Regions from separate parts of the Homo sapiens genome. Here region 1 is linked to region 2. Evidence: read pairs that join two places in POLR2A ChIA-PET (ENCODE). Cell type or tissue: OCI-LY7. All regions are shown on one strand. Links, peaks and the distances in the headings refer to the core of each region. The heading gives the core; the rest is flanking DNA. Region 1 has its middle 77 kb from the start of LARGE1-AS2. Region 2 has its middle 5.3 kb from the start of LINC01640.

Region 1 (5,382 bases), core at 257-5,256, 140 kb after region 2:
ATAAGATCAAATCAAAGTTATCTTCAAAAAACAAATAAATTAAAACTTTGGCAAGATTAATCGCAAAAAGGAGAGAGAAGGCAAAAATTAACCTTATTAGGAATGTAAAAAAAAAAAAACCTCAACAGACCTGCATATTTTATAAACCATAATAGAATACTATGCTAAACATTATTGTTTCTCTGTTCATGCTGGAATTTAAGGGGATGGGTACATACCTAGTGAAATTGCTGCATCAAAGGGTATATACACAGTCTACTTAAATACATATTGCCAACTTCTTTCCAAAGCAATTAGTGTAATTTACAGTCCTACCAGGAAGATAGTGCCCACTTACACACAGGCTGGCCAGCATTTAGTATCAACAGATTTTTGTTGTTGTTGTTTGAAACCAAACGGGTGTGAAATGGTATATCACAATGGTTTTAATTGCACTTTCCTGGTTATTAAGCTGACAATACTTCCATATGTTTCCTCTGTGAATTATCTTTTCACATCTTTTGTACGCCTTACTATTTCTTTTTTTCTTTTCTTTTTTTTTTTTTTTTTTTTTGAGACAGAGTCTCACTCTGTCACCCAGGCTGGAGTGCAGTGGCGCGATCTCGGCTCACTGCAACCTCCACCTCCCAGGTTCAAGTGATTCTCCTGCCTCGGCCTCCCGAGTAGCTGGGACTACAGGTGCATGACACCGCACCTGGCTAGTTTTTGTATTTTTAGTAGAGACAGGGTTTCACTATGTTGGCCAGGTTGGTCTCGAACTCCTGACCTTGTGATCCGCCCACCTCGGCCTCCCAAAGTGCTGGGATTACAGAGTGAGCCACTGCGCCTGGCCTGCACCCCTTACTATTATATGCTTTGCATTTTCTTTTAGATTTGAAGAACCTCATTATAAACTCTAGCACTAATCTTATGTCAGTTAAATGCATAGCAAATATCTCCTGACGTGGGAGAATATATATTTGCAAGTCTTCTTGTGAACATATGTTTTCAGTTCTAGGGAGCCAGACGCCTATGAGTGAAAAGCCTAGTCATCGTGGAGAAGTGCATTCAACTTTGTAAGAAACTGCCAAACCTTTATTCATAATGGTTGTATAAATTTTACATTACCACCAATAATGTATGAGAGTTCCAGTTGCTTCACATCCTCACCAGCATTTTGTTTTGTCTGTCTTTTTTCCTTTGGTTATTCTAGTGGGCATAAGATATAATAGTATCCCTTGTGGTTTAATGTAAATTCCACTGAAGACTAATAACATTTGCATATTTCTAATTAATAAGCCTTTTTAAGTGACTTTTCAAGTCTTTGCTCATTTTTATTAGATATTTGCCTTCTTATTATTGATTTGAAAGAATTATATTTATATGCTTATATTCTGGTTATAAGCCCTTTGTCATTATTTTCCAAAACAATATTTGGTTGTTTCTGTACTACTTTCCTTGCTCCTTTGAATTGACTTGGTGCCTTGGCCAAAAATCAATTGACCACATACATGTGGGTGCATCTCCAGACTACCACATTCCGTTTATCTATTTGTCTCTCCTTGTGTCAATAACACTCTGTCTTGATAATGGTAAGTTTTGAGATCAGGTTGTGTAAGTCCTCCTAATTTTTCCTGGGTTTTCAATATTGCTTTGCTTTTTAAAAATTTTGTATTTTCATTTACATTTTAAAATAAACTTGTTAGTGGGATTTTGATTGGCATTGCACTGAACTCGTGGATCAATTTGGGGAGATTGGACATTCTTATATATGGATCCCGTGGTCATCAACTTTAAGAACTCTTTCTCATCCATTAGTAACTCAATCTAGGTTCAGATGCTACTCGTTTTCTGCTCAGTCTGTGTCTGAGCCCCTTATGCTCTTCATTTTGTCATCCAATTAACCTCAGCTTTGCATCAATACTATTTCTTGCTTTGGTGCCTGTTACCTCTCCTCTAATCACCAATCCACAACTTACCTCCAAATTCAGGGCTTGTCTCATTCTTCCCAGGAGGAGTGCTGCTCAGTCTATCTACTTAGTATTATAATTTCTCTGGCTTGGTATCAAGGCACTCCCATTTCCGGCTTCCATGAGATGTCTCAGAGGGCATGCTGCCCGGTGTAGCTGCATGGTCAAGCTTCTTCATATCTCTTGCCTCATCACTTAAACTCACTATTTTGTACTCCTGCTTCAGCTATAGGGAGCTACTGTTAGTTTCTTGAAGACATATGCTCTCTCTCTCTCTCACATCTGGACCTGAGCACATCCTGTTACTGCTGCTTGAAACAATGTGATCCCCAGGCACACACCATTAGCTTAGAAGCCTCCCCTGATTCTTCAAGGCTGGTTGAGTCCCTTCTCTGTGCTCTCATGACAACAGTTGGCAATTCCTCGTTGCAGCACCTAGCCCATGATGCTCTTTGGAGGCAGAGACTGAGTCTTTCTCACTATTGAATTTCCAGCATTCATCACAGAGCCTGGCATATATAAAGCCCTCCATCATATGTATTAAGTGAATGGATAAATGAAAAAAAGTTATATATATGTACATATATGTGTATATATGTATATGTATATATGTGTATATATGTGTGTATATGTGTGTGTATATATGTACATATATATGTATCTATGTACATATATGTATATATGTATATATATGTGTGTGTATATGTGTGTGTGTATGTATATATATTACAATGAAATACTATTCAGCCTTAAAAAGGCAGGGAATCCTGTCATTTAACACAATATGGATAAACCTAGAGGACTCTAAAGGCAAATACCACATGTTCTCACTCACAAAATCTAAACAAGTTGAACTCCTACAAGTAGAGAGTAGGATGATGGTTACCAAGGGCTGGGGGACGGGAGAGGATGGGGAAAGCATAGCTGTCCATCAAAGGGTAGAAAGTTTCATTTAGACAAGAGGAATCAGCTTTAGTGATCTATTTCACAGAATGGTGACTATAATTAATAATGCATTACATAATTCAAAATTGCTAAAAGTAGATCTTAAATGTTTTCACCATAGAAAAATAAGTATGTGAGGTAGTGAATATGTTGACTAGCCTGATTTAATCATTTCACATTGTAAACATATATCAAAACATCACATTGTGCCCAATAAATATATTTAAAATATTATTTTTTCAATTAAAAATAAAATTTTAAAGATAAAGAATGAATAGTAAGTAGACTGTCAGTATGTTCATAGAATACTCTTAGCAGGTGGGAACCCTGAATCACTAATGACCTCAGGGCAGTTATGTACCTCTGGTGGAGAGAGGTGATTCATTCTGCTCCCAGAACTTGTTAAAAATATCCCTTAACCAAATTCAATTTATATGCACCTATCAATCTTCTAGTCTTAATGCACTTCCCCAAGTAGATTTCTTAAACTAGAACAGAAATGTGTTGGCTGAGTGACACATTCTCAGTCTATTGCTAGATAGACTGAGAATTGCACACTGTTAGGTGATTATGTTGGCTCTGTACTTTTTAAAGCTATTTTATACAATTTTGGTTCATATGGACACGATCTCAGCACTCCTGCTGGGAACTAACAGAACTAAGCTTTTCTTTCCGTTTTTTTCATATATATGTTATCCAAGGAGGACAATTTTTATTTATGTTTTTCTCACAGGGTCTTGAGGGTGCTCAATTAACATAGTTGAGTTGAGCAGTTAGTGAAAGTGAGAACTAAACTCTAGGGACATGTATGAGTTTGCTAGGGCTGCTGTAACAAAGTACCACAACTGGTGGCATATCAACAGAAAAGTATTGTCTCACAGTTCTGGAGCCTCGAAGTCTGAGATGTCACATAGGTTTGGTTCCATTTGAAGACTGTGAAGAACAGCCTGCCCCATGTTTCTACACCAGCTTCTGGTGGTTTGCTGGCAATCTTTGACATTTTTGCCTAGTACAAGCATCACCTCCATCTCTGCCTTCCTCTCCACATGGCATTTTCCCTGTGTGTGTCTCTATTTGTCTGAATTTCCCCTTTCTATAAGGACATCAGTCACATTGGATTGAGTGCTCACCTTTCTCCAGGATGACCTCATCTAAACTCATCTAATTCCATCTACAATGACTCCATTTACAAATAGTCACATTCTGAGGTAGCAAGGGTTAGGACTTCAGCATATGAATTTGCATGGGGGGCAGTAGAGCTAATTCAACCCATAACAAGACAGAATTAACAATAACCATTGAAAACTTTAAATAAAGCTTTATATCAAAACATACTTTTAAGTAAAACTTTATTTAGATATAATTTATGTATATTTTAAGTGTACAGTTTGATGCGTTTTGACACATGTACACATCTATTTAACTTCTACCACTATCAAGATATAAAACATTTTTTATCACCTCAGAAAGTTCCTTTGCTTCTCTTTTTAATCAATATTCCCCAACCCAATCACCATTCTGACAACCACTTATTTGATTTCTGTCACCAATGATTAGTTTTGTCTATTCTAGAACATCAAATATTCCTTGGAATTATATACTTTGTAGTCTTTAATGTCAGGCAATTTTTCTGTAAATGTAATGCCTGTGAGAGTCATCCATTTTATGTGTATCAGTAATTTTTTCCTTTTATTGCTGAGTAGAATTTCACTTCATAAATATACCAACATTTCTCTATCCGTTCATTTGTTGTTGGACAGTTGGGTTGTTTCCAGTTTCAGGCTTTCCTGAACAGGCCTTCTATGAGCATTCATGTGCTAATATTTTTTTGTGGGCATATGTTCTTATTTCTTTTGGATAAATATTTAGACATGAAAGTGTTGAGTCATGCATAAAGAGTTTTCAGGTCACCTTTTTTTATTCTGAAAGTAGTAAAATCAGCCAAGCATTCATTGGCGTTAGGGACTTACCCATGGAGCCCATTCTCAATAAAAGTCCTGAAACCCACTCCAGGCAAAAGTGTAGGTATCATCATTCCAATAGTAAATAATGTGGTCATTTCACTTTGTGTGGTGGTTTACAGTTTTTTGTTTTGTTTTGTTTTGTTTTGAGGCGGAGTCTTGCTCTGTCGCCCAGGCTGGAGTGCAGTGGCGCGATCTCGGCTCACTGTAAGCTCCGCCTCCTGGGTTCATGCCATTCTCCTGCCTCAGCCTCCCAAATAGCTGGGATTACAGGCACCCGCCACCAAGCCCAGCTAATTTTTTTTTTTTTGTATTTTTAGTAGAGACGGGGCTTCACCATGTTAACCAGGATGGTCTCGATCTCCTGACCTCGTGATCCGCCCACTTCGGCCTCCCAAAGTGCTGGGATTACAGACATGAGCCACCGCGCCCGGCCTATAGTTTTTAAAGTCTTTTCATATTCACTGTCTAGTTCAATTATTGTCACAAATTCTAATAAGCTAAGCAAAGATGACCATCCCCATTGT
Region 2 (5,382 bases), core at 135-5,134:
AGGAAGTTTTATTGGACTGTACTGGTTTAGATAATATTTTTAGAGTGGTGCTACTCAAGTTTAATGTGTACATGTATTACCTCGTGACCTTGTCAAAAAGCAGAGTTTGATTCATTAGGTGCAGAATGATTCATTAGGTGCAGATTCATTCATTCTGCATTTCTAATTAGCTCCCTGGTGATCCGATGCTGCTGGTTCACTACCACCATTTAGTAGCAAGAGCTCAGAGATTGCATCTTGTTCTCCAGTGCTTCTAGAAAATACCTGGTGCCCAGGGAGCTTCTGCATTAACTTCTATTTTTTTTTTTTTTTTGAGATGGAGTTTCGCTCTTGTTGCCCAGGCTGGAGTGCAATGGTGCGATCTCGGCTCACTGCCACCTGGGAGGCAGACTCCCAAGTTCAAGCGATTCTCCTGCCTCAGCCTCCCGAGTAGCTGGGATTACAGGCAGGTGCTACCACACCCGGCTAATTTTTTATTTTTAGTAGAGACGGGGTTTCTCCATGTTGGTCAGGCTGGTCTCGAACTCCTGACCTGAGGTGATCCGCCTGCCTCAGCCTCCCAAAGTGCTGGGATTACAGGCGTGAGCCACCATGCTTGGCCTGCATTAACTTCTTTCACATCCATTCGTGGTCTTATTTTGCCATTGGAGGTAGAATGCCTGCAGGGTATTATCCTCACCGTTCCTTACTAGATGATCATAACTTATGGCAGGTGCATGGACTAAAGACCTAAATGCTTATATTAAATTTCTGGCTTTAGCATTTATCAGCTGTGTGAACTTGAGCAAGTCACTTAACCTCTCTGTGTCTCAGTTTTCATAATCAAAACAGGGAAAATAATAATATCTTAGAATGCTTTCTGAGATTTTGTAAGTAATGTATTCATGTTAGCTATTACATTTATTAATCAAATAGGTTCGATTGCAAGCCTCCTTTTCTCATGTATCTCCTCTGTGCTAGGAACTAGGAAAAATAGATATGATCAAGACACAGTTCCTGACCTTGAAGGGCTCTCAGACAGGATTCCCAGATGTCTGGCATTGGCGTGGGTCTTTGGGAATGAGATTCTAAGTATTGTGTTTAATAAATGAAGCAGATGTCTCACGATGTCAGATGGCACACATTTCTATGAAAATAAATGCTTCTCTTTTACCTTGCTGCTTGGTGCTTCAGTTGACATTATAGGGCAACCCTGCTTGTAGCCTAACCAGGCAGATAAGGTACCTACATGTGCAATAGGAAGATATGTCACCAGGCTCAGTCCCTGCACAATGTCACATTCAAGGAAAGACAGCAAGCAGCCAACATTATTCAAAGCAAATTTATGTTTCTGTGAGTTCCTTTCAAAGCATGTCCCAAAGGATGCAATTTACAACTGAAAGCAGTGCTTTTAAAATCTTTTTGTTTTATTCCTTTCAATTTCCTTTCTCATTCTTTTTCCTACCAAATGTTTACCTGAAATGAAATCTGTGATTCTTTCCTGCCTCTTTCTCTCCATTTCCCATTCATACGGTAGCCAAGCCCTGCCTCTCTCATATGCCCATCCCCTTGCCCATAAACTGTTTCCCTTTCCTTCCTCTTCCTCCAGTCCTGATGTTCACGGGCCCCAGTCCCTTTGTCTTTTTTTTTTTCCTTTTTTTTTTTGAGATGGAGTCTCACTCTGTCACCAGTCTGGAGTGCAGTGATGCAATCTTGACTCACTGCAACCTCCGCCTCCTGGGTTCAAGCGATTCTCCTGCCTCAGCCTCCCGAGTAGCTGGGACTACAGGCGTGGGCCACCATGCCCAGCTAATTTTTTTTTGTATTTTTAGTAGAGAAGAGGTTTCACCATGTTGGCTAGGATGCTCTTGATCTCTTGACCTTGTGACCTGCTCACCTCGGCCTCCTAAAGTGCTGGGATTACAGGTATGAGCCACTGCACCTGGGCCCCCCTTCCTTCCTTCCTTCCTTTTTTTCTTTCTTTCTGAAGGAGTTTCACTCTTGTTGCCCAGGCTGGAGTGCAGTGGCACGATCTCAGCTTACCCCAACCTCCGCCTCCCGGGTTCAAGTGATTCTTCTGCCTCAGCCTCTTGAGTAGATGGGATCACAGGTGCCTGCCACCTTGCCCAGCTACTTTTTTGTATTTTTAGTAGAGACGGGGTTTCGCCATGTTGAGCAGGCTAGTCTTGAACTCCTGACCTCAGGTGACCCGTCCGCCTCGGCTTTCCAAAGTGCTGGGATTACAGGCGTAAACCACTGCACCTGGCACCCCCATTCCCTGTCTACGAGCCTGCACTCCCGGCCCTTTCCACACCTTGCAATCTCTTGGGAGAGGAAATCTGGCTCTGTTTCTCACTGTGTCTGGGTGGAAATCTGCCCATTTCCTGGATAACAAGGGAGAGTCAGAAACAGACCCCGAAAGAAAAAACTTCTTCCTTCATAGAAAGGATCTTGGAGGTTGTGGTATGCAGAATTTTTGGACGTCCCCTAGGATCTCCCGCGGCCCCTGCCCCCCGCCCCGCCGGTGTAGATGCCTTACATAATCCTTGGGCCTGTGAACATGATGGATATTATTCCCGTGACTAGGTTATGTGAGATGACACATTCACTTTAAAAAGGGAGATCATTCAGCCGGGTGCGTTGGCTCACGCCTGTAATCCCAACACTTTGGGAGGCCGAGACGGGCGGATCCCGAGGTCAGGAGATTGAGACCATCCTGGCTAACAAGGTGAAACTCCATCTCTACCAAAATTACAAAAAATTAGCCGGGCGTGGTGGCGGGCGCCTGTAGTCCCAGCTACTCGGGAGGCTGAGGCAGGAGAATGGCATGAACCCGGTAGGCAGAGCTTGCAGTGAGCCGAGATTGTGCCACTGCACTCCAGCCTGGGCAACAGAGTGAGACTCTGTCTCAAAAAAAAAAAAAAAAAAAAAAAAAAAAGGGAGGTCATTCAAGGTGAACTTGACCTAATCAAATGAGCTCTTTAAAAGCAGAAGTGTTTCTCAGGTTGGTCACTGAGGAAGGAGTCAGAGATGTGCTCTTGCTGGGCTGGAAGAGGTAACAACCATGTTGCGAGCTGTCCATGGGGACCATGTGGCAAGGAATGTGGGTGTCCTATAGGAGGTAAGAGAAACCCCTGATAAGGAAACAGGGACCTCAGTCCTACAACCTCAAGGAGCTGACTTTGGCCAACAACTTTAATGACTTTGGAAGTTTATATGGTTTGGCTGTGTCCCCACCCAAATCTCATCATGAATTGTAGCTCCCATAATTCCCAAGTGTTGTGAGAGGAGATAATTGAATCATGGGGGTGGTTTCCCTTATACTGTTCTCGTGGTAGTGAATATGTCTCACGAGATCTGATGGTTTTATAAGGGGAAACCCCTTCCACTTGGCTATCACTTCTCTCTTGTCTGCCACCATGTAAGAAGTGCCTTTCACCTTCTGCCGTGATTGTGAGGCCTCCCCAGCCACATGGAACCGTGAGTCCATTAAACCTCTTTTTCTTTCTAAATGACCCAGTCTCAGGTATGTCTTTATCAGCAGAGTGAAAACAGACTAATACAGAAATGGATTTTTTTCCCCAGAGTATCCAAAAAGAAACACAGACTGGCTGACACCTTGATTTCAGCCTTGTGAGACCCTGCAAACAGAACCCAGCAATGCTGTTGCTGGACCTCTGACCTACATACCACTGTGAGCTAATAAGTGGGAGTTGCTTTGGACCTCTAAGTTTGCCATTATTTGTTACCTAGCAATAGAAAATCAACACAGAGCAAGAGTAAAGACAGATAGGATAAGACAGCTCATACATGAATGATTTCTGTTTCTGTTGGAGATGAAAGTATTACTAGTCACACAGAGAAAGGGCTAGGGGCTAAATGAGCTGCACTGATGGTAAATGCTGATAGAGGCCTATGGAGGGGACCTTGTGGCCCAGGGCAGCAAGAAATGCTGCATTGGAGAGATGGGGTACATGCGAGTGACAATGGGAAGAGTTGGTAGCTGGAGAGAACTGGGAAAGCCTTCAGGTAAGGGGAGTGATTTAAGCACAACTGTGTGAGCAGAAATATGCAAGAGGTGCTATAGGAAGAGTAGGGAGGCTGCCACTGATCCCATCTATCTTCCCTGTCTGACTTGGCTGAGGCCATTCCAGACAATTCTCTGAATATGTTATGCATTTTCACATCTGCAGGCATTTGCAGAGACCTCTTCTTCTGCCTATAACAACTTTTCTGCCTTCCTCCCTTGTCTTTTCAAGACCCAGCCCAAGGCTCCTTCCCTACAGTTCCCAGTCTCAAAAAGGTGAATCTCGAGCCCGTTTTCATGGCTCATAAATAGAAGCTGGGACTTCAATAGACTTTCTCTCTCTTTCTTTCTTTCTTTCTTTCTTTCTTTCTTTCTTTCTTTCTTTCTTTCTTTCTTTCTCTTTCTCTCTTTCTCTCTTTCTTTCTTTCTTTTTCTTTTCTTTCTCTCTCTCTCTTTCTTTCTTTTTTTGATGAAGTCTTGCTCTGTCACCCAGGCTGGAGTGCAGTGGTACTATCTCCGCTCACCACAATCTCCGACTCCTGGGTTCAAGCGATTCTCCTGCCTCAGCCTCCCAAGTAGCTGGGATTACAGGTGTGTGCCACCAAGCCCCGCTATTTTTTTTTTGCATTTTTAGTAGAGACAGGGTTTTACCATGTTGGCCAGGCTGGTCTCGAACTCCTGACCTCATGACCCACCCGCCTCAGCCTCCCAAAGTGCTGGGATTACAGGCATGAGCCACCGCGCCTGGCCTCGACTTGTTCTTTCTACTATCCCACATTTAGTAAAGAAGGGAAAGAAACTCTTTCCCAGGTCAATAATCAACCTCAAATGTATCCTTTTGCTCTAATTCTCATTTCCAAATGGCAGGCTTTCTTACAGCGGGGCCCACCCGCCCAGGCTGGCCAGGCTGACAGCCCAATTCTGTAGGAGCCCTTGGCTGTGAATTTCTACAGTAGCTGAAACTGCGAGGAGCTTCCCGAGGCTCCCCGAGAGAACTGGAGGGCCCCAGGCTCTTCCCACGGCATCCTTGATCATGTTCTCGTTTCCTCCTCCAGAAACGTGGGGCTAAAATAAGCCCAGAAGCTGAGGAAGGGCTGAGTCAGACCCTCAGAGTGGAGCAATCACTGCACGGCTGCTCCTTGTAAGAAACATCCCGTTGCGCCTGAGTTGTTTATTGCCAGGAGCTGTAAGTGAAAAATGAGCTCTCTTAAGCCAGGCTGGGAGCAGGCTCCTCTTCCTGGAGATGGCACGATGCTTCACAGCTTGGAAACGTTCTGTGCCAGTATAAAAGGGGTGGCATACATCCCTCGGAGCAGGAAAGCCTGATGACAAAGGGGAAGGAGCCTGGGCTGGAAGCCAAGTGGCACTAGGGTTAG

What was found. ChIA-PET counts read pairs that join two places held together with the same protein. Peaks named below come from ENCODE experiments on the same cell type or tissue, not always from the same donor. Only the 100,000 strongest peaks of a DNase experiment are listed, where the experiment ranks them.
Region 1: POLR2A ChIA-PET joins it to region 2 with 6 read pairs; 2 of 35 experiments call an interaction of 5 or more read pairs at or near these places.

Annotation. Positions count from the first base shown.
Region 1 is chr22:33,239,004-33,244,385 of GRCh38, forward strand. It overlaps a transcript of LARGE1 not described here. Among named protein-coding and RNA genes, the nearest start is that of LARGE1-AS2, 77 kb to the left of the region's middle. In OCI-LY7, for the core only: no CTCF peak of the experiment used is centred there; a DNase peak (open chromatin) is centred at 2,268; H3K4me3 peaks cover 346 bases; H3K27ac peaks cover 521 bases.
Region 2 is chr22:33,100,544-33,105,925 of GRCh38, forward strand. It overlaps a transcript of LARGE1 not described here. Among named protein-coding and RNA genes, the nearest start is that of LINC01640, 5.3 kb to the right of the region's middle. In OCI-LY7, for the core only: no CTCF peak of the experiment used is centred there; no DNase peak of the experiment used is centred there.